Regions from separate parts of the Homo sapiens genome. Here regions 1 and 3 are each linked to region 2. A link is a loop called in an ENCODE intact Hi-C map of the cell type or tissue named here. Cell type or tissue: PC-3. All regions are shown on one strand. Region 1 has its middle 200 kb from the start of PLXNA4-AS2. Region 2 overlaps PLXNA4 (plexin A4). Region 3 overlaps LOC107986849 (a long non-coding RNA gene).

The links. A loop is a pair of places that touch in the nucleus more often than their neighbours do. Peaks named below come from ENCODE experiments on the same cell type or tissue, not always from the same donor. Only the 100,000 strongest peaks of a DNase experiment are listed, where the experiment ranks them.
Region 1: it touches region 2 in a loop (6-fold over the local background); 5 of 110 quality-filtered maps call a loop at or near these places.
Region 3: a loop joins it to region 2, with 3 times the contacts of the local background. A loop is called at or near these places in 13 of 110 quality-filtered maps.

Annotation. Positions count from the first base shown.
Region 1 is chr7:132,061,387-132,069,386 of GRCh38, forward strand. No RefSeq gene overlaps it. Among named protein-coding and RNA genes, the nearest start is that of PLXNA4-AS2, 200 kb to the right of the region's middle. RefSeq lists a silencer at 2,914-3,085. In PC-3, no CTCF peak of the experiment used is centred here; a DNase peak (open chromatin) is centred at 4,465; H3K4me3 peaks cover 743 bases; H3K27ac peaks cover 1,621 bases.
Region 2 is chr7:132,245,730-132,253,729 of GRCh38, forward strand. The region is part of intron 4 of PLXNA4 (plexin A4); the gene reads right to left. Among named protein-coding and RNA genes, the nearest start is that of PLXNA4-AS2, 11 kb to the right of the region's middle. RefSeq lists enhancers at 5,219-5,736, 5,737-6,252. In PC-3, CTCF peaks have their summits at 4,146, 4,350 and 6,408 (motif pointing left); a DNase peak (open chromatin) is centred at 5,742; H3K4me3 peaks cover 472 bases; H3K27ac peaks cover 1,719 bases.
Region 3 is chr7:131,855,997-131,863,996 of GRCh38, forward strand. The region is part of intron 1 of LOC107986849 (a long non-coding RNA gene); the gene reads left to right. Among named protein-coding and RNA genes, the nearest start is that of PODXL, 300 kb to the left of the region's middle. In PC-3, CTCF peaks have their summits at 3,368 (motif pointing right), 3,570 and 6,034 (motif pointing right); a DNase peak (open chromatin) is centred at 3,375; H3K4me3 peaks cover 450 bases.

The sequences.
Region 1 (8,000 bases), 180 kb before region 2:
TTCTAAATCAATACTTATTTAAAAATGAGGAGAAAAGGATTTTAATACAAACATATTCCAAGGGAATTTATTACTTACAGCTCTTACTAGTTGAAAGACTGACTAGAGAATACATTTTGGTGAGGTGGACACTGCACTGGGTGGAAGGTGTAGAATGTCAGAAGCAATTATGAGAAGCATAACAGTGAAAAGATGAACCTTTTGATAAATCTAAATATGCAGTGACTGTAACAATAACAAGAACAACAAAAGTACATTAAAAGCAACGTTAAAATGTTGAATAATAATAAGTAACATGGAAGATGAGCATGAGGGTGGGGAATGGGGAAGCAGTTTTCTTGTCTGGAAAAGGGATGGAGATATTAATTAATTTCAAACTTTTTAGAGTCAGATGTGCTTAATTTAGTGTTAACCATTAAAATAAAAGAAATATGATGCAACACTTTTAAAATAGGAGAGGCTGAAAATAAAGAATCACTCTGATCATCAGAGGCATGATATGAGGAAATAAGGAGAAAACAACCATGGTCATTATTGTTGAGTCTGTGAAGCTGAAGTTTGATTTTACCCTACTTCCAAGCTAATAAATTAGCCTGTTGCTGTTTCATGGATGCTGTCAGAAGGCATGAGATGCCTGGGTCAAAGGACTTTAATATACACAGCAACCACCATAAGCCTCACATGTGCTCCAGTTCCCCTTGCTTGCTAAGTTTCACGGGCGTGACACATGCAATGAATGTTGCATGTGTAATGGGTTTGTGTTGCTGCCAATGAAGACTGAACTTGGGAAATCCACCTCTTTCTTAGCAGACAGTGAGCCTTCTCTAGGACTCAAAGGGAGACATCACCTCAGTTTGCAAGGGTTTTTGGTGCAAATGCAACCCTGAGAAATGACCCAGGTGAGCAGTCAGATCCTTGCCTTGTTGGCATGCCCAGCAAGAGACAAAGCAGCATGAGAAACCCACCAAAGAGTTTCTCTTCAAACAATTATAAAACACAAAACAAGATGATAGAAATGGATCAAAACACATCAGCAATCATAATAAACAGAATAGATTAAACTTGCCTTTTTAAAGATAGAAACTCCAAGTTTAGGCATAAGAAATGCAATTTATAAGAAACATGTAAAATAGAGCTTGTTCTTTTGGCCTTAGTGATTTGGCTGTGTTATATTTTGGCACATGTCTGGCTGCCTGTAAAATACAAATTTGTGTGTCTGTGTGTGTGTGTGTGTGTGTGTGTCGAATGTGATATGGTAGCATCAGGGCACAGCTAATTCCTCTCATTTTCCCCTCCTTCCTTATCCTCTGTCAAATCCATTCACACCTTTGCAAGACAGACACAGAAAGTTTGAAAGTAGAAGGAATGAAGAATGGCATACTCTGCAAGTACCACCAAAACAAAACTGATGCATCAAAACAAATATTAGAAAAAATATACTTAAGGCAAAAAAACCCATCAACCTCCCCATTAATTCTGAAAAAAGCACATCATTGCTTTGTGACAAACAGAACAATCTAGCTGAGAGGAAACATAAAAAATTAAATACCAACATAAGGCAGCATGAGATGAATGTTAAGTGAGAAGTTCAAACAACAAGTGCTGTGGATTCAGAGGAGGAGGACGTGGATCTGACCTGAAGCCATCCAGAAATCGATTCTGGATAAAGAACATGCTGCTTTAGGTAGATTTGACATGAGGGTGGGCCATGAAGCAAGCGACAAGTAAATTGCAGCTTGTTTGAGACACTGAAATATGAATTTTGGGACTTTATAAACAAAGAGCAGAAACAAATGCTGGGTAGACCTCGGTGGTTGGGCAGCTCTTGATCTTGGTGCTGGTGGGCCAAGGGCAGCAATCTCATCCCTGTAAAGCCTATGTGTCTGCCTCTGCTCCCCACATCTATTAATATAATAAATCCCATCTCTAGCCAGCCTCCTGTGAATGAATAGCCTAGGATGGGCCTGAGTGTTTAGTTACAGGTGGCCTGCAACAGCCATTGTGTTCTTCTGGAAAACTATGGATGACTAACCCTGGGAAGAAGGACTCTCAAGTTCAGAGAAATGAAGTACCTGGCCTAATGTCAGCTAGCTCGGTACAGAATTGGGACCAGAAGCCCAATCTCTTGATTCTTTCTAGACATCACAAATCACAGGGGGCGTGCTTTTGCCTGGCTTGTTCTTTTGACCTTAGTGGTTGGCTGCCCGTATGAGAGTAAGAATTTGTGTGTTAGGGGTGGGGATTGGGCAGGGAGAGTGGTAACAGTGATGTGATACTAGGGGGTACAGTTAATTTCTCTCCTTTTTCTCTCCTTCCTTGTCCTCTGTAAAATCCATTCACACCTTTGCAAGACAGATGGAAAAAGGAACTTAGGGTGGGGGCTGTGCTTTAAAACCTGGCTCCCTGGACATGGGGCCTGGGGAGTTTGGTGCCCACGTGATAGGGACTGCTAGAGAGGCCCCAGAGCATCTGTCTGGGGACACTGTGGACACATGTCCTGAGAATACCCCCTCAGGGGCTGAGGCGGGGCATCATACCATCTTGGGAGCCCAAAGCCATGTGCTAACAAGCTGTTGGCAGAGGACTAGAGAAAGACATTTTCAAAAACAACAGCAACAAAAATTGCAAGCCACTCCATCCGGGCTGCAGACCCCTCCCTGCATCTCATTAGCGCCTGGGGTGGGAGGAGAGGGGGCTGGCAGGCACTGCCTACACCTACGTGTCCTGAAAACCAATGCATGCCCACAGAGGTGGGCGGGTGGGAGGCGCAGAGTGGCCCAGCTCCCAGCCTAGGAAAGATCTTTCCAATGCTCTGCTTGTCATTTGTTCCCTTGTGTGTGAATTTTTAGAACAGGTATCAGATTCTTTCTGTGTAGGACACTTTTTGTTTGTTTTTGGAGTCAATGCTCTAAGGTCTCTTCCGTGTCTTTAAAACTTGGGTTTTGAATATGATTTCTATGAAGAAAAGCGAGTCATCAGAATCCTGTCTTTGTGGACTGTTGACATCATAGCTGAGACTGCCACAGTTGGTGCTGCAGACTCAAAGTCAAGTGCTCCCATAGACGCCCCACTCGCTGCCATAGTGAAGACCCCCATTTGCCTCCAGAGGTCAAGCTTCCTTGTCCAAGTTGGAAAGTAGACAAGAAAATCCTCAGCCACTTCCCCCATTTCTTTTCTCACTTGCTCCTCATCCCTTCATGTTTGTATTCCCAAGATCTCAGGCTTCTAAGAAAGCTCATCTTAGCCTTCTAAGAAAGCTCATCAAGTTGGGAGTGAGACCTGCCATGGCTGTGGTCATGTCTGTCCTGTCACTCAGGAGGAGCAGAGGCTTCTCCTCCTGGGGACACTCTGCCCTCCCAGGCTCTCCCAGACTTCCCCTACCCACTTGTTTTACAATAGCAGTAACTATCGCACATCATCCTACTCTACTTGAGTCTCAGAATCAGACACATGTCTGTCTCTATAAAATGGGAACGGCGGTGGAGGTGGGACTTTCACAGACAGAGGGGATGGCAGCCCCTAAGAAAGAAGTACAGGTGGCTTCTCTTAATGACTCTTATTCCCAGCAAAGACAAACAGTGATGCCATCATTTGCAGTTGGATTCTGAGGCCCCGCCTACCTGGGAGGCAGGACACATTGGGGACCAGCCATCCTAGTGTGACAAATAATTGAGTTTCATAATGACCTTGTAGAGCCAGATTCCTGGAAATGGCATAAACCTACCTGTGATTGTTGTCAAACTCTAAGATGCTTTGTTACCATTGCTCACTCCAGGAGGGGAAGCCATGGTTCATGAAGTTCATTAGGTGGGTGGTAAACAGGATTTTGGTAGTTGTTGAAGGTTGGGGCTCAAGACCCTCTCTGGAGGCCCAGGCTGGCTGGTTAAAGACATTCTGACCTCCCAACATTAGAGCAACACATCAGAAGGCATTCGAGGCTGTGGGGCTTCTAGAGCCAGAATTCTCAGGTCATCGCCCTCAGCACCAGTGCTGTAGGGTTCCACCTGCCTGCAGCTTGGGGAAGAAGAAAGGCTGGCTGCCCAGAGTCACGGCCTAGCTTGGCTGGGAGGAAGATAGAGGAGCTGTCTCCTCTTCCTCACTTGTCTTCCCTGTGCCTGCTCCTGGTCCAGCTGGGTGAGATGGAAACTATCTCACATGGAGAGATGTTAAGGCAATTCTGGCAAAGCAAGCGCTAATAAAGTGCTGGGAACTTCCCCATCTCTGCCTCTTGAGGGAACTGAGCATGCTCTGAAGGGCATGGCCAGGTTTGCCTTTGGTGGAGGAACCAGAGGCTTGGTTTGGTCTTGGGGCAGGCTGGGCAAAATCGCTGAGTATGAGTGTTTCCTCCTGAGCATCCTCGGGGAGGGGAGCCCCTCCCTTCTCTACATCCTCCCCCACTGGCTCCTTCATTTCCGGGCACTTTGCCTTCTTATTTCTGTTCTCTCCTCTGAACCAGAGAAAGAAAGATGATTAAACGCTTCTGCTATGTGGATGCCCATGACTCACTGGCAGGAATGGCCTCTCCAGGCAGGCTGTGCTTTCTGTCTCCTTCCCTCATTTCACCCTCCACTTTCCCCTCCCCTGCCTTGCCCCTTGCATCAAAATGAAGTCATGTAAGACCAATTCAAATTGATTTCTCTTTTCCTTCTATTAGAATATCAGCTCCATAAAATCAGGATAAGAATTTGTGGTCTGGAGTCTGAAGACAGGGATTGGAGTCCTGGCTTTTCTGCCCACTAGGTGTGGTTTTGAGTGGTTATTTACCTTCCATAAGTCTTTGTTTATTTGGTCATAAAATAGGGAAAATGATAGAGCCAGCCTTTCAGGGTTATTGTGGGGATCAGCGGAAATAATATTAAGTGTGAACTGGTATTGTCTGTAACACATAGTGCATGCCATGAGCCAGGCACCATGGGGATCAGACTGGAATTCGCTCCAGTGTGTAACAGGCAGATCCAGTGACAAAGAAGGAGAGAAATAAGCCAGCCTTGGTACCATCAAAGGAGCACCCAGCCTTCCCCCTGTGCCCCACTGAGCAAATGGCTAATACCACATAGCACAGGCCAGGGGGACAGATGCCTTTGTATGGAAGAGCTAGTACTGGTAGCCAGGGACCTGGCCACACGGGGAGGCACAATTGAATTTTTCCCTTCCATCTGACAGTTCAGGACTGGATGTTACTTTCCAAATGAAAGCGGTTCTGGAAGGTCGTTGGGAACAGTGAATTGTGATTATGCTGGCACATTTTTAATTCTGTCTCATTACAGCTGCTGTTAAGGCTGCATTATAATAATTGCTTTAGTTCTGCTTTGGTATTTGCAGGCTCCTTTAATGTAGCTGTAATCTATGTGTATATTAAAGTAAGCAGAGCCAAAGAGCAGGGGCAGCCTTATTAGACTGGAGAAATGCATGTTGGGGGTGGCGGTGAAGCAGACAGGCAGACGGGAGCAGGGTCCTGGCGGGGGAACCTCGGGACAGCATGCGGAGTGGAAGTTCTGGCCTCAGGCCCAATGCAGACTCACGCTGTGACTTTGAGCAAGTTGAAGCTGCCTGTCTCAGCTCTCCCATCCATTATATGAGTTACAAAGTCTGTCTTGGAGGTGCTTAAAAGTTCTTAGGAGAAAAACCGTTACTGGCAAAGAGCCCAGGGAGATGGCTGCATTGGGCCCTCAGAGCAGCCAGAGTGGAGCCCAGCAGGAGCCTCCTCGGCCGCCCACGGTGGAGCAGCCAGGCGACCCCTCGGCAAGGGACAGTCATCAAATAAATGGCATGCAGACACCCCCAATTCCCAGGGAAAATTTGGCTCTGGTCTTCCTGCGATCACTCCCTGTTCTGGTTTCTTCTTTAAAATTCGGTTTGTTTGAACTGTTGCCACTCCCTGCACGGTCCTGTACACACAGCATTTCAGCCACTTGATGGAGGTCTTACTGCTGTCCTTGAATACTATGGCTCTCCTTTTTCCCCTTCAAGGGCAGTGGGTGTCAGTTTCAAGGACAGAATGCAAGGGCTGTCCTGGACCAGACCACTCACCAAGTACTCACTATGAACGGCATTCACCTCCTAGCTGTTATTTTGGGATAGGAATTCATATTGTGCTCACACCAGTCATATGAGCTAAGTAGCAGTATCATCTCCTTTATTTTATTTTAGTTTTTGAGACAAAGTCTTGCTCTGTCACTCAAGCTGGAGTGCAGTGGCGTGATCTCAGCTCACTGCAACCTCCACCTCCCAGGTTCAAGCAATTCTCCTGCCTCATCCTCCCAAATAGCTGGGACTGACTATAGCTGCACCACTACACCTGGCTAATTTTTTTTGGTCTTTTTAGTAGATACAGGGTTTCACTATGTTGGCCAGGCTGGTCTTGAACTCCAGGCCTCAAGGGATCTGCCAGCCTTGGCTTCCCAAAGTGCTAGGATTACAGGTGTGAACCACTGTGCCTGGCCTCATGTTCTTTATAGATGAGTGAACTGAGGCCAGTGAAGTCCCACATACCTAGTGAGTGGCAGAGCTAGACATGGAGCCCAGACCATGCAGAGGCTGACCCACGATTTTAGCACTACCTCAGGCTGCCTCCCCCTCGTCCTCTCTCCCTCCTCAAGAATCATCCATTTTTCTGTGCTGATTCAGAGCTCGCCACTGAATTCAGATTGGTCTGGGGATCAGTGGAAGGATCAGAAGGTTCTCTCAGGACCAGAGACACAGGCCTGGGTAGATGCATGGGAAGAGACCACGGCCAAAGTGTGGACAAGGGCAAATCAGAGCCATTGAACAAAACGTGTCTTTGGCTCCTCAGCTCTCCCAAATGATGCCTTTGCCTTGTAACAGTGGGTGTTGCAAAGGGAGTGAGAATGAGGCAGAACTCTTGGTGTTCCTATGCACCTGTACCCCCCACCTTGTACGTGGGCCATGAAACACCCAGATATTCCCAGAAGGATTCCTGTTTTGCCTCTTCCCATTTCTAAAGACTTCTACATGAAGAAGATTTCAGACTTTCTCAGCACCTTGCCCTATTGCTTCTGCAGGGAGAATACTCTTCATCGTATGCAACTGAAATGCAGCCTGCTACAGCTCAAAATCTACCAGGTTCATTGAATCCCAATGTTTAAGGGAACTTAAACATTCCTCCCACTGCAGAAATTCCTTTCAAGCACCTCTGATTGTTGCCCCATAGCCTTGGGTCTAAGATGCAGGAAGATGGGTGCCAACCCACCCCCTTCCTTCTCACCAGATAGCCTGTTTCATTTCTTGAATAGTTCTAATAATTAAAACGTTCTTCTTTACTTTGGATCAATGTCTCCCTCCTGATACCTTCCACCAATTAATCCTAGTTTGATCTCCTGGAATTAATCCATTCCGTTTTTCAAGTGATAGTATTCTGAATTTATGAAGGCAGAAGTTCCTCTGGAGTCTTCTTTATCCTTCAGCATCCTTCAGTTCTTTTTCTGTTACTTCTATTCAGATATTCCTCAAAGAGAAAAAACATATCAAAAGGTCCTAGATTGTCTCCAGCATAAATTAGTCTCATGCAAATGTTTCCTCTTCTTCATCTACTGTATTCCAGTCCAAATGTTTGGGTAACTACCAATACTACATATTCTCCTGAGAGCTGAGAAATATTAAGAAAATAAGATGTGGTCTCTGCTCTTGGTTGTATAACAGTAGCATTAACAACTAAATTCTGACTGTGGACAAACTGCCTCCTCCTTCCTATAGTACTTTATGGTTGGAATGGTAAATGCACTTATGTGCAAAGTGTCCTGTTTTGACTGTAAGGAGAACTGTGGAACTCACTTCCTGCCATGCTATCTCCATCTTGTTCCTGCCTCTGTCCCACACCATCTTCTGGGTCTGCTCTCTCTGTGTCTTTATCTCTATTCTTGGTTTTTCTTAATTGGCCCATCCAAGAGCCCTCTCCAGTCCTCCCATCCTTTCCTACAGGATCAGGGAAATACTCCCCCCTAAATACTGTCCTTAATTAGTTAATAAAATCTCCCTCCACG
Region 2 (8,000 bases):
TACAATGGAATATTATTCAGCCTTAAAAAGGAAGGAAATTCTGACACATGCTACAACATGGATGAACCTCGAGGACATGATGCTAAGTGAAATAAGCCAGACATAAAAGGACAAATACTGCATGATTCTGCTTATGTGAGGTGCCTAGAGTAGTCAGATTCATAGTGACAGAAAGTAGTACGGTGGTTGCCAGGGACTAGGGAAGGGAGGAATAAGGAGTTACTCTTTAATGGGCAAAGACTTTCTGTTTGAGCAAATGAAAATGTTCAGAAGATGGAGGGTGGTGATGCTTGCACCACAATGTGAGTGTACTTACAAATGCACACTTAGAAATAATTAACACTGTGAATTTTTTTATGTGTATTTTACCACAATAAAAGAGTTGAAATAATCCTTTTGAGTGGACTTGACAAATTATTTCATCTTCGGCATGGCAGCATGGATATGAAAACACCTGTTCTCTGCTTAGCTCCTTGGGTCAAAGGGGAACGGCTTTTGCTGGTAGACTAATACAATCATCTTTATGAAATATTCTGATATCTTTCAGTCAAAAGATAGGTATCACTATTCTTTTCAACGTAATCTCAAATGGGTTTTGGATAAATGTCTCCTATCATGTATCATTACATAACTGGCTCTGTTGTTCTCAAGGTCTGGATACCTGTTTCCTGATTTGGAAAAATAATGCCATAGCCTTGTTCTTCCTGGAAATTTTCCTTACCTCTCACCCATTCCAAAAGGCCTAGACGAGGAGCTCTCAATTCAAATAACTCACAAGAGGTCAAATGGCCCCTGATTTTAGAAAATCCTCCTGCTGTTGCTCAAGCTCTCCTTTGGTATTTTTCATTCACAGTTATGGCCAGAAATCACTCATGTGCCCTTCCCCATTTACACTTCCTTTCCCCCTAGATCACCTTTCTGGGAATCTGGGTGGTTTTATCCTTTTGCCACCAAGGTAAGCTTCCTTAAATAATATAATGTAGTTTGGTCTGGTTTTAAATGATTGTAAATAGAATTATCATTTGCTGTTGTACATGCAATCATCATCATCATCATCATCATCATCATCATCATCATCCTCATCATCATCCTCATCACCATCTTCCTAACCTGTCCAGTTCCAAAGGCCACAAATTTACAAAACAATGGCCTAGCACAGCAAGGCAATGAATGACTGAAAAGAGAGCAAAGGGTCCCAAATCAGATTTTAAGTCATGGCCTTGGTCTTCATAAGTTTCTCCATCTGATGAGCTGAGCCCATTGCTTGGGGACCTGGGAGCCTGGGGGTCCTCCATGGCAGCTGGAGGAATTTTTACAGCTTCTGAGTCCTGGCCCCCATTGCCCAACTCCCACCTGGTTTCTCTGATATTTCGAAAGATGCTTTCCTCTGGCAATAGGGTCTCACTCTGCCTGTTGCTGCTCACATTCTGAAGGGTGCCTGCTGTTCTGCTGATTACATTCAGAAATGTTCCACAGATATAGCATGCAGTCTCTGTGTGTATCTCTAATTTGTTTAAGCATTTGACATTATGGTCAAAATGTGAGTTATTACTCCATTTCTACTCTTATAATTGGATGCTAATGCAACGATGGCTACACTGAGCCTGATGGTTGGAATTAATTTAAATGTCCAAAAGGTTTCTTAAGTACCCAATTTCCTTCAAAATTGTCAAAAAAGAAAGAAAAAAAGAGGCAAGATGACCCATTAAGAAACTCCAAGAGGCTGCTGGAGGAACTGTCAAGCTGTGCAGACGCTGCACTTGGTGCTGTACCTCATGCTGTCCTTCCTTGTCACTGTCCCCGAGCAGAGGAAGTAGAGTTGAGAAAAGTAAGTCCTTTTCTGGCAAATTCTTAGCTCAGTAATACACATGGGTCTTAGTGGCATGGTCTTGGGGAGCTCCTCAAAGCATCTCCACCCGCCTTCATCTCCTTTGGTCACCACTGGCTGCCTTTCCAAGCTTTATTTCTGCTGGCCAGGGACCACATAAAGGTTTTGTGGAGTCTCCCTGTGATGGCTCCAAGGCCCTCACTGCCAGGGCTGCAATTTGTGGTTGAGCAGTGGCTCAAGAAGCTGTGCTTATTTCAAGTCACTCCACATGCCTGGAACCCTGTCACTCCTATTCTCTTTGCTCAAAGGGGGCAGGTATTTCTGAACCTGGCTAACAGGTAAGAAAGGCAGATGCCAGAAGGCTGGTCCCAGGCTGTGGCAGATTGTATTATGAGTCCCAATTCTTCACTCCCTAAAAAGAAGACTTTTATGTCTCCACCCCTATGGCCTCATGGTGAATAGACAAGTGGTGTGTACTTCCCCACTTCTTGGCTTTGGGCATGGCCTCAGAACTCGATTGGCCAATGAATGGTAGGAAACACGAGGCAAATGAATGCTTCCGAAGTGCTTATGTGCTCATCTTTGCCTTCTGTGCTTCTGTCATTGCCATGAGAAGAGCTTCCCGAAATAGCTGTTTCCTCTTCAGCCTGGGCCCCAAATGAACCCACATGGAGAGAGACCTGAGCCCAAACCACAGCCAGGAGACAACCCTGGCTGATGCAGCAGCTTGAAGCAGAACTGCCCAGCTGAGTTGAGCTTAGGGAGCTGACATGCAATTGCTTTGCAGAGCCATGGGTGTGAGGATTCATGTCTATTGTATGCAAGTGAGTTTTGGGCTGGTTTGTTACAAAGCTTTATTGTGGCAATAGCTAGCTGATACACAGGTGCTGGACAGAAAGTTACACCAGGATGCAAAGGTCCCGTGAAAGGTAGAGGGGAGAGGTCAGTCAAATGGAGGAGGGGGAAGGTTGCAGTGTGGTAGCTTCTTACCACCCTGTGCTTCAAATAGGTCATGCAAACATTGATGGCGTATGTAACTTGTACAAGTTCAGAAATTATTGAAAGCCAGATCTAACGTGATAAATGGCCCTTCTCAGTACCTCCCACGCTGGCCATGCTCTTTTAATTCTATGGTCATAGATCTACAGATCTCAGGAAGGTCTAGCCCCTCAGCAAAGTACTAAAGAAGACTCTGGAAAGAGAATGCAGCCCTCCAGATGTGGTCAGCTGTCCAGAAGCAAAGATGTGCTTCAGACCCCTTGTACTGACCATCTGGCCACCCCAGTGTCAGAAAATGATTTTTTTTTTTCTACTTGGCAGCAGTAAAAACTCCTTGGGAATGATTTGCCTTGAGCTTTGCAATTCCTCCTGCTGGTGCTTGGGCCATGGGGCTAATCCAGCTGGGCCTCACTTGACGGCAGACAGAGGCACAGGGTCAAGGGCAGCAGCCTTGGCTACCACCACTGTCCCTACCTGCCTCTAGGCAGGACCTCTGGGGTCAAGGTTGATGATATTTAGAATAGCAAAGGCAACCGCCCCAGGGCATGAGGCTTGGGGAGCTGAGGTTCCAAGCTGTAATCTAATCTGTGTGTCTGGGTGACCTTGAACAAAATATTCCCATTTTTCATGCCTCACTGGATTCATTTTCAGATTAGGGGGATCCAGTCCTGCTCTGCCTTAAAGAATTGGTCACAAAATACTACCAATACAAATGATTTGGGAAGCTTCTTGTAAATGAAAAGTAGCAGATGTTGTGGAGGGCTGCAATTTGTTGCTATTAATAAGAATAAATGCCTAATAGGAAGCCAGTTTGCTCTGGGAACTCGGACAGCCAAGGAGCGAGTGCCGACGCCGGAATCATCAACATATGTTGGTCCTCATTAGCAAACGGCAGTAGCTGGGAAGCTGGGCAAGGAGCTCTCAGCGTGCTTTCTGCAGAGCGTCGAGAAATCACCCCATCCTCAGGCTTCCCAGTGTGGGCTGCGCTAAAATGGCACGTGATCGTTATTAGCCAGACCCCTTGCCAAGCGGGAGAGCGATCCCCTTCCCTGATGCACAGATGGAAAAGCCATAGCCCAGAGGGGCTGAGCAGCTTGCCCAAGGTCACGCAGCAGGGCGGTGGCAAAGGTGGAAATTGAAATGAAGTTGGGGGCTGGAGCCTGCCCTCGGGCCTGCCAGACACCACTGGCTCCCGGAACATAGTACAGGGGATTGAGAAACCTCTGGTCCCTCTGCTGAACACAGGTCCTGTGTTGAAAACTTCACAGCATTGCAGGCTACTTACTATACTGCCAGGAAGGTGTGGCTGAGTTCAGGGGCTGAGGAGCCCCACCTACGGGCAGATCACCAAGTAGCAGCCCTGAAGAGAGAATGACAATTGGTCTCAGCACAGCCTCCTCCTCCAGGAGGTTTTCTTACTCCTTCAAATGTGGTTAGGGAGAAAAATAGAGTTTGAAATAGTTTTATCTCAGGGACAAGTGAGAAGCAGAGATCTGAGAGAAAAACAGACCTGGGTTTGGATCCTGGATCTGCCACCACTGTGTGACTTGGACAACTTATTTAACTTCATCAAGCCTCTTTTTCCTCATCTAAGTACCCTGATGGGTTGTTTTGAAGAATAATTGGGATGACACATATGAATGTATTAGTGTTATGCTAATGGCAACTCTGTTGTTCCAGCCTCTGCCTCCGATAAAATGCCCCTGTGATGGGTGGTGCGAAGTCATCTCTCTTCACTCCACTATACCTAGTACTCAGCTCATGCGCAGTAAATGAGAAAAGTGAATGAATGCTTGCATGCACGCATAAATAAATAAGTGAATGAATGAATGTGGTTCCTATTACACTTGTACGTGTTCCAAGAATCCCCTGGAGATCATTTATTTGGCAACCTTGGCTCTACTCTAAAACCTATCATTTCTGGATTATTGCCACAGATTAATCTCTTAGTGTAAAGGTTAAATCCTCTCCTTTCTCTGAGCTCTCATGCTCACATTCACACACAGGCTCAGGAGGCCCGACTTCCTGACTTCCAGGGCTGCGGGGTTGCAATGTGTGAGATTCTCTAGCTAGGCAGATCCTATGCATTTGACAGAGGAGACTGCAGCCAGAGCAACCCCTCCAACATGGAGGCCCAAAGGAATGGGGGATGAGAGGAGTGTTCTGGCATTCACACAGTTAACAAGCTGAGAGGGACCTTGGAAACATTCTAGCTGCCAATCCTCTTATTTTTCAGATGAAGCTCAGTTGCTGCAGGGATTTGTCCAAGGCTACATGGCTACCAACACTCCTCATTTGATACCCAGTCCCTAGATACTGACTCCTGGCCAAAATGCTCATTCTTGACCCCATCTTAAGGTCAGGGCTGAAGCAGGGGCAGAGCCTCAGGGCCCCACATCCTGGAGAAAAATGAAAGTTTCCCTCCCCATCCCCAAGCCCAGCAGGTGGGAAGGGGCTGTTGTCCTGGGGATCAAAGTGCTGCTCCTGTTCCAGCCTTTTTTTTTTTTTTTTTGACTCTGTGTACATTGGGTATTTTATTAGAAACTTTCATGTTACTGCTACGTAAACACTGCTTCAAAATAATACATAAGTTAAAAACTTGTCAAGCAAGTTCTTCATCAGCTGTACTCCTAGAATTAAACACACATCACACACATACAAGTCACCAACCCCCACAAAATGTTTAATTTAACTGACCTTAAAATTTGGAGAAAAGTATCGGTTGGCTTATCTTTTAGCAAATGACACAGACAAAGACTATGGCCCCTTCTGAACTGGGACCGGGAACCTACTGTTGTGTGTTTCCCAAGCACAGCCTGCTCAATGGGAGCCTTTGTTTCTGCAGCCAAGAAGAAGGCGGGGAGGGGCTGGCACGGTGACACCTAACTCCTGGCCCAGGCAGCGGAGCCAAGCTAGTCCCCAGGCATATGCTGAGGCTCCCTAGCTGGCTGGCACTGGCTCCTTGTGGGAAGTGGCAGGGCAGGCTGGGCAGGCACTCCCTTCTCCATCTAGCACCTGACCCTTCTCTCTGACTTCCTTCTAGCAAGGGCTCTGCTGACCAGCGTTCCCAGCAATGCTCTGGCTGTTCAAACCACAAAAAAACAGTGTGTGTAAATGATACATTTTGTGAATGAGTGCACAGCAGCCCAAGGGGGTGTGCCCAGATGTGCATGTCTCAGCACAGGAGTAGCATTTGCACACACCTATGGGGGGCAGAAGTGTTCTGGACCACAGGAGACTGTGTGCAAATAAACACATCTTTCCTCGCAGGCAACCAAGGCTGGGTATGAGGCTTCTCTGGCTAGGAAACAAACATCTTTTTTCAAAAAGGGATTTGACTCTGGGAAAAGTTATGGTGCTCAAATGATTGGAAACTGATATTCCTGAAGGAGAACCTTCTAGGTTTATCAACATAGGGCCCCACTCTCAGAAGACCAGGTGCTGCTGGCTTAGAAAGGAGGCAGAGACGACAGATGACCCAAGGAATTCTAAATCATCTTCGTTTCACCCTATCTCCTGTCTCAAGGTACCCACCTAACTCTACTGAACTTATATGAGCTTCCATTGCAGGATCAGGGCCAAGCCTGCTGCTGGGGAAAGACAAAGAGGGCCCTCTGGTGTCTGGGTCATCCTGGACACAGGCAAAATGTATCTTCTTCAGTAAGAGATACAGCTTTGAGGGCATCTTCCAGTAATTCTTCAAATATGAAAGGACAATTGTTAAAATGACAGCATTCTAAAAGTTTTTTTTTTTTTTTTTTTTTTTTTTTTTTGAGATGGAGTCTCACTCTGTTGCCCAGGCTGGAGTGCAGTGGTGTGATTGTGGCTCACTGCAGCCTCTGCCTCCTGGGTTCAAGCGATTCTCCTGCCTCAGCCTACTGAGTAGCTGGGACTACAGGTGCACGCCACCACACCCAGCTAATTTTTGTATTTTTAATAGAGACAGGGTTTCACCAGGATGGTCTCAATCTTCTGACCTCGTGATCCACCTGCCTCAGCCTCCCAAAGTGCTGGGATTATAGGCGTGAGTCACCATGCCTGGCCTCTAAAAGGGTTTTATGCCTTATGCACTGTCGGTGAGTGTTTAGATTAGCACAACCATTTTGAGGAGTAATTTGGCAGTTATTACTAAAACCTAAAATGACCCAGAAAGTCTTCCTCTTGGAATCTTTCCTGCAGAAATACCAGCACCTAGACACCGGTGGTTGGCTGTGGATATTCACTGTGGCTTTGTATGTAGTAATGTCTGTTTGGAAACAACCTAAATATCCATCCACAGGGGGCTGGCTAAAAAAATCGTGGCACATCTACACTCTAAGATAATAGTCTGTATGTACTAAGATGGATGAATGTCTATGATTCATATTTGAGTTAAAAAAACAAATTTTATAAAAAGGGTATATTAAGACTCAATGTTTGTTTTCAAAAGACAACTGTGCAGCTGTGTATACATATATATGCAAACCTCGTGCAAAGAATAACTTCTAGAGAGAGAGTTACATATTTGCTAACAGTGGTTAACTTTGGAGAGTTTGAATTTTTCACAGACAGGGTATTATTGACTTGGGAAATTAAAATAATATTTTAAAGATGCTTTAACCTTTAGTCTTTTAAACTAAATTAACTGTGCAGCTCAAAATTTATTTTAGGGTGACAGCTTGAATTTTTCTTTTTTCTTTTTTTTTTTTTTTTTTTTTGAGATAGAGTCTCACTCTGTCACCCAGGCTGGAGTGCAGTGGCGCGATCTCAGCTCACTGCAACTTCTGCCTCCTAAGTTCAAGCAATTATCCCACCTCAGCCTCCTGAGTAGCTGAGACTACAGACACACACCACCATGCCAAGCTAATTTCTTTTTTGTACTTCTTTTTTGTAGAGATAGGAGTTCACCATGTTGGCCAAGCTGATCTTGAACTCCTGACCTCAAGGGATCTGACTGTCTTGACCTTCCACAGTGCTGGGATTACAGTCATGAGCCACCATGCCCAGCCCAACTTTTCTTTATACCCACAAGATTTCTAATATTCTGGAACTATGGAAAGGGCTCTTGTCTGCTTGGTCTCTCCCTCTTGGTTCACCTTCTGACCAGTAGCACCCTAGAAGTGAGCCCTGGGCCATGGGGGAGTTTTCTCCTTATAAAATTAACTATCCCATATTGGGTGGGAAAGTCATTGTT
Region 3 (8,000 bases), 390 kb before region 2:
GGCTCAGAAGAAGACAGGAAGATGTGGAAAAGTTTGGAACTTTCTAGAGACTTGTTGAATGGTTTTGACCAAAATGCTGACAGTGATAGGATAATGAAGTCCAGGTTGAGGTGGTCTCAGATGGAGATGAGGTACTTATTGGAAACTGGAGCAAAGGTCACTATTGCTATGCTTTAGCAAACCGGCTGGCATCATTTTGCCCCTACCCTGGAAGTCTGTTGGACTTTGAACCTGAGAGAGATGATTTAGGGTATCTGGCAGAAGAAATTTCTAAGCAGCAAGGCATTCAAGAGGTGACCTGGTTGATTCTGAAGGCATTCAATTATAGTGCTCACCAAGAAATGGTTTGAGATTGGAACTTATATTTAAAGGGGAAGCAGAGCATAAAAGTTTGGAAAATTTGCAGCCTGATGGTGGTTTCCCCCATACTGTGCTTGTGATAGTGATGGAGTTCTCATGAGATCTGATGGTTTAAAAGTGGCAGTTTTTCCTGCACTCTCTCTTGTCTGCCACCATGTAAGATGTGCCTTGCTTTCCCTGCACTTTCTGCCATGATTGTAAGTTTCCTGAGGCTTCCCCAGTCATGTGGAACTGTGAGTCAATTAAACCCTTCTTTGTAAATTACCCCAGTCTTAGGTTGCATTCTTTACAGCAGTGTGAAAACGGACTAATACATACCATATTGAGGCACTTGCAATGGTTTCGTTCATACCTCTGTTTCCCCTCATGGATTTGTGGGCAATTTGGGGGAAAGGTACATGTTTTAAGACTTTAAAAAATTATCTCTACTTCTTGAACACTGACTAGAAATATGTTTGTTAATTGAGACAGTCACCTTGTCCCCAGCCCAAATGGAGGTCCCAGCTCAAGGATTCTCATGCATTAGTTCATCCAACCATTCATTCAACAACTATTTATTGAACACATATTATGGGTCAGATACTATTGGAGGCACTGAGGATATGGTGGGTACATGATAGAGGAGGACTCTGCTCTCAGGGAACTGTCATTCTTATGGGAGACTTAGGTAATATGCAAGTTAACAGTAAACAGATAAAGAAGAGAATCTTAGATCAAAACAGGGCAATGTCGTTGATTTAGTCATTCGGCAAATATTTATTCAGTACCTATGTCTTATTAGATATTACTATAGTTTCTGGGCATGTGGAAGAGAACAAAACAAAGGTCCTATCTTCAAAGATGCTCTTCGGGTAGAAAAAGACTTGGCGGATGAGGTGTAGTATTAGATAGGATGGTCAAGGCAGACATTTCAAAGGCACTGCATGGGACCTAAGTAATTAAGAGGATGGCACTTGAACAAACACTTCTATAAATAATGAAGAGGAACCAGTTATGGAAATATCAGGAAGAGAATTGCTTCAGGAAGATGAGAAAATAAGTGCAAAGGCCCCAAGGCAGGAATGAGCTTGTCATGAGGAACACAAGCAGGCCAGTGTGTCTGCAGTGGTAAGAGCTGAGGGTAGGAGCTCCCATGGGGCCCTGCAGGTGGTGCTCAGGTGTTTAGATTTTGTTTTATTTAATTTTAAATGCATAAGGAGCTATTAGTTCAGGATGGATAAATGTGGATCTATTTCCTGGAGCTCACATCTGAAGATTTGATTCAGTGAGTGTGGTGTAAAGCCTTGGAATCTGCAAAACATTCCCACGGTGGTTTCAAAGCAAGAAGTCTGTGAATAATTCTTGATGGTAGATTTTAGAGAGACCGCTTGGACTTTTACTAAATGCCTGCTATTTAGATTTGAAATCAGCATGGGAGGAGGCTTTGGGTCAAATACATCACAGAGCTGCAAGGAAGGATAACTGGTTCCCTGCAGCATCCCAGACCCCAATTCTTTGGCCTAGCACTGAGACTCCTTTATGCGTTGAGAAACCCTTGGAGAGCTTGTGGAGCTTCAGCTTCTTACGTGGGCCCCAGTATCTGGAGAAAGCAATGCAAAGGTTGCATTGGCTTAAGGAGTAGAGTTCTGAAGTTCATGCCATTTAACGTCTCTGAGTTCTGGCCTTCTAAAGTGGTTCCAAAATCTAGCAAAGAAACTGGATGAGATTCACTCAAGGATTCCCTCTCTACAAATAAAATGAAGTAAAATAAAATTTGGATTATATTATTTTATGAAAATCATGATAATCTTCTGAAGCAGGTAGGTCAGGATCATTATCCATGGCAGAGTTGAGTTGAGAATACAGCGTCTCCTGATGCATAGCCCCAGGCTCTTCCAAAACATCCAGCATCAGCTCCTTAGCCCATGTTCGGTGCACACCGAAACCCCTGATTCCTAAAACCTTGTTTCTTATTCTGTTCCTCTGTTTACAGACAGGACTGCACCCAGGCTGGTAGAGGGCTATTTTGTTTAAAGGTGTCTGGGGAAGAAATACTCACAACCTCACTCCGAGCCCTTTCTGGGATCATTGCCTCTTGGCATTTCTTGTGCAAGGAAAGGAGGCAGGGTTGAGCTTGGGGCTGAGCAATGAAGACCAGATGGCGTCTGCCACATATTAGCTGGGTGACTTTAGGCAAATCCTGTCCCTCTCTGGGCCTGGGTTTGCTCCTCTGGAAAGTGAACTGGTGAGATGAAATGTAACTTCTGACATTTATTCCATGGTTTTTCTGTCGTTTGCTTTATAGAGCTGGGGAAATAGAGGCTCAGTGTCAGGACGTGTTGGAGAAAATTGCCTTTTGAATAGAGAGTGGAATTACAATTGCTCTCTGCTTCCCTGTTCAGTGAGCTGGCCACTGCCAGACCATACTCCCTCCCTGGCAAGCTTTTGTTCAAAGCAGCATGCAGAGAGGCTGGAACAAGCCCACTGGCCTCTTGGTCCTGCTCCTCATTTTCCACTCCAGCCTCATTTAGAAGGAGGCTTTTATTATCCCTTTTTCTCTTGGTTTCCTTTCTTTCCTATTGGGATGCAGCTGCAAACACAATTAGAGAGGACAAATGCTAATTTCATCTAGAACTGGAAACTGAATTTCTTTTTAAAAAGGAGATGGGACCTCAGAGGGAACATTCTTTATTTTCAAAGCATCAGTGAACCAGAGGAAGGAAGAGGGGCTGCTGTGATTTGGGAAGCTGTGCTCCCCGCTCTTAGTGTGAGAAAGTAGACTCCAGAGTCCCTGACTGAAGTGACATTACATTTGTTCAGGAAGCATGATCCATCAGCTGGAAAACACGGGGATGTGCCTGGGACTAGCTCACAATCTCAGAGAGGCTTTAACACAGGCACTGATGGTGGCCATGGACACCTGGAGAGAGGGTTGCCATAGCTTCATCACTTTGACTTAGAGTTGAGCAATTTGGACCTGACTGGACAGCAGAGGACATACCCAGTCCGTCCAGTAGAGGGTGCCAGCAGCCTCCACCCATAGAACAGCCTCAATGTGAACACCCTCACTTCTTTCTGAGGAAGCGTTTACAGGCAGAGCTGTGTCCGTTCACAGTGTTCAGCTGCTTGAGCATGGCTTCCATCCATTCGGGGAGAGCAAAGAACCCTGGACCTAGAGTCATGAGCCTTGGATGCCAGCCTTGACTCTGGGACCCCAGGGAAGCCATACATCTTGGCCTTATTTTTCTTATCTTCAAAATTTGCAAGAATTATCACAGAGGTGCCTTTCAGCTTTAATACTCCACAGTTCTGTGACTCATACGTATGACTGAAACTCTCAATGAAAGATGAGTTAACTTGAAATGTTCTGGAAAGTTGGGCTTGGAGTAACAGATATAAACAATACAAGTTTATATGGAGCTGATTTATGGAGAATTTTATTTAGAGGAATAAGGAAATGAAACAGTCTCCCCACTGTCTCTGTTCTCTTGGGTGAGAACCTTTTCAATTGCTTTTAGCCAGCGGTCACTTGAATCTTTTTAGGCAAGCTTGTTAAAAGGAAGCAAGATGGTTTGGGCTTGCATTAGGGCAAATCAAGCACCATAAAACCCTGAAAAATCAGAGGCTGAAACGCAATACAATTATATTTCTCACTTATATCATAGTCCAGTTTGAAACAGGTGGAATGGGCTCTGCTCCACAAGGTCATTCAGTAACTCAAGAGACCTTCCAATTCATGATTCCATCCTCTTCCAGTCCTCAAAGTTTTCTGCTCAGCCAGTGGATGGGGAAAGAGAGAGAGTGGAGAATTGCCTAGGAGTTCACAGGCCAAGCTGGGAGTGACATATTTTTAAAAATTATTATTATTATTTTTTGAGTTGGAGTCTCACTCTGTTGCCCAGGCTGGAGCACAGTGGTGTGATCTCAGCTCACTACAACCTCTGTCTCCCAGGCTCAAGTGATTCTCCTGCCTCAGCCTCCTGAGTAGCTGGGATTACAGGCGCCTACCACCACACTAATTTTTTGTAACTTTAGTGGAGATGGGGTTTCACCATGTTGGCCAGGCTGTTCTTGAACCCCTCACCTCAGGTGACCCACCCACCTTGCCTCCCAAAGTTCTAGGATTACAGACGTGAGCCACTGTGCGCAGCCTGGGAGTGACATATATAATGCTTGCCCTCTTTCCATTCAACAGGAGTGGTCACATGGTCCCACCTAGAAGCTCAGGGACTGGAAAATATGGCCCAGGGTTGTGGCCCAGAAAGAAAAAGAGAACAAAAGTCTTGATGATAATTAGCAGTTTCTGCCTCTCTAAGGGCTGTTTCTGAGAATGAAGAAGAATGCCCTCTCTATAGCGTAGGTACTATTTATGTGAAGGCAGTGTCCCCATCACTGTAAGACTGTGTCCTCCCTCAGGGGCACCTTTCTTGGGTTTACACTAAAGTGCTATATAAGCTAGCAGTGGCCCGACATATGCTCTGAAGTCAGGCATATCTTGTGTCTAATCTCAGCCCCACTAACTAATTATGAGAACTTGAATAGGAAACCTGTTTCCAGATTACAAATGAGGCAACTGAGGGTTGTAGGGAAGGATTCAACCAATCTCACAGGGTTTTTGTGAAAATTACATGAAATAAGATATTTAAGGAGAATGAGGCAGAGTAGGCACTCAATAAATAGTATTAGAGTTCTCCTCTCACCTCCCTTTTGGAATGGTTCTACCACCATGAGACCCCCTGTTAGGAATATTGGTCTATGGTTCAGTTCATTAATGAATTTGGGCCAGTTCCAGCTCCTTAAAACATTATAAGGTCCTTTCCATTCCTGCTGAAATGCACAGTTAATGTTAACTCTGAGCCTGATATCCTTTAAATGGCATGCATTCAATAAGGCAAAACAAAAGCTCAGAACCCTATAGAAGAATGAGCAGAGATAATAACACTAAAAATCTGAGCTCCGTTAGTGACTGCAATGGAATACTTGAGTGTTGAGGTGTCTGGCACCTAAGGCAAAAAAGGGGAATCAAATGGATTGCATAAATCTCATTATATGATTTAAGAAAGATGCCTCTTTGTGAGGGAATAGTAACTCTTTTTTCCTGGGGGGCTACAATGAAGAAGACATTTATCAGGTGGCACTTACAGGTGAAGGCATGGCCTTTCCCCTTCTGTCTATGTGATTGACTCTGAGAACTGCCTTTGGATTTTCAAAAGCGTAATCTGGGGCAGAATGAAGAGAGATACCTGCTCCCCAGGATTCAGGAGCAGGCCAGTGCCTCCCATGGGTAAATACCTTCCTCTTGGGTGGAGATTTGTGTCTCGAGAAGGGCATAGATGGATTCTACCAGCTACAGGCTGGATTCTAAGAGCTGGGAATTACCTCACACAGAGTCAGGGTCACAGGGCTATGAACTCAATGAACACCAAGCAACGGTGCAGCTTCCAGAGTCCCTTCCTGCTTCTAGTAGCCCTGCTGGATGGACGAGGTGCAGGGTGCAGCCAGCCTGCCTGGGGCCTGCCCAGCCCTGTTTGTCTTATGTGGCATAAAGTCCTCCTGAAATAATTTTGCATTTGCTTTAAAACAATTTGCCTGATTGTAATGATAAAACAACATTATATGCAGATGTCTTGCTATTTTAAAAAACCTAATTTACTTTGAATTAATGTTTGTTGACATGGTGTTTGGTGGGGCAGGGACAGAGATAGAGGGACCAGGAGATGGAGCTATTGAAATGAGAGAACCACTAAGTAAAATGGTTCTTCTCATTTTTTTTTTCTTCAAATCAAACTTTCAGGAGAGAGAACAGAGTTAAAATCTGCAGGAAATGCTTGCATCCAGGAATGTTTTAAAGCTCTTGCCAAGATCAACAATGAGAAGTATGTTTGGAAATTGCTTTGCAAACCTCCCAGTTTGCAGAGCGCAGCACCTCACCAATAATGGTGATGGTGGCTGGTGTTTATAGGACACCCATTGTGAAAGGGCTGTGAGCACTGGGCATTTATTTGTAAGCACCACTTGTTTACACAGTCAAGCTGGGACGTTGAGGTGATAGAAATAACTCTCCTTTTCAATAAACAAGGAAACTGAGTCACAGCAACCAGTTCGAGTGACTTCATTAAGGCTTAGATTCAGCCTCACAGTATTGGAGTAGGTTTCAGAGGTCACCTTGTGGCAAGTTTTTGGATTGACCTCTTGGAATTTCAGACCTGAAATGGTCCGTGAGGACCACGTGAGGACCACATCCGGTTAGAGGTGGAATTGGGCATATAAACAAAGCATCCAGGATGACTTCTGTTAACTTTCGTGTCTGCAGAATTCCTCTGAAGCAGTCCCAGGCCTCCACCAAGTCTCACACATCTGGCCCTGTTTTCCTTTGCTCTATCCTCAAACCTTCTTCAAAAAGCTTCAGATTCTAGGTAACTGCAGGGGGTTCAGCTTCAGGAGACAATGAGACTCCAAGATACAGGTGCAAGGCTTGGCATCAGCAGACTTAGGTCTGAATCTCAGCTCAGATGTTTTTAAATGGTTTGACTATAGGTAGATGACTTAATTTTTATGATGCCTCCTTTGAACACCTAACTCAGTGGCTCTCCAAGCGCAGTGTCTCAAGCAGCAATATCAGCATCATTCAGTAATTTGTTAGAAATACAAATTCTTGGGCTGTACCCCCGACCTACTGAATGGTCAACTCTTGAGTGAGGCTCAGCAATCTGGGTTTTCAAAGTCCTCCAGGTGATTCTGGTAGATGCTGAAGTTTGAGAAGTGCTGCTGAAACTAATAATACCATCAGCCTTACAAGGCTGATGTTAGGCTTAGAATTAAAACATGGAAAGTTCATAGCACACATGAGATGCTCAATAAACTATAGTAGTGACAGTGGCTTCTCATCATCATCATCATCCCCTTCCTTCCTTCCTTTCTTTTTTTCCTTCTTTTTTTCTTCCTTCTTTTTTCTTTCTTTCTTTCTTTCTTTCTTTCTTTCTTTCTTTCTTTCTTTCTTTCTTTCTTTCTTTCTTCTTTCTTTCTCTCTCTCTCTCTCTCTCTCTCTCTCTCTTTCTTTCTTTCTTTCCTTCCTTCCTTCCTTCCTTCCTTCCTTCCTTCCTTCTTTCTTTCTTTTTCTTTCTTTCTTTTCTTTTTTTTGAGACACAGTTTTACTCTGTTGCCAAGGCTGGAGTGCAGTGGCGCAATCTCGGCTCACTGCAACCTCTGCCCCCTGGGTTCAAGCGATTCTCCTGCCTCAGCCTCCCAAGTAGCTGGGATTACAGGCGAGTACCACCATGCTAGGTTAATTTGTGTATTTTTAGTAGAGATGGGTTTCACCATGTTGGCCAGTGTCGTCTTGAACTCCTGACCTGAGGTGAGGTGCCTGCCTCGGCCTCCCAAAGTGCTGGGATTACAGGGGTGAGCCACAATGCCTGGCCATCATTTCTTCTCTGAAACTACCTTTTAGCTTGAGAGATGTATCACTCACAATCCAGAAGCCTGTAGGATTTCAGTAGTACCTGAACTGTGCTCTCTTAGCTGACACTCATGAGCTGGAGAGACAGATTTGACTCTATTTTATACATTCTTATTTTCTTAGCTTTTTATTCAAGTTCTGGAACTATAAGCAGAGTGATAGGGAAAAGGGCCAAGTACTATAGGGGCCATTTGGGCAGGGA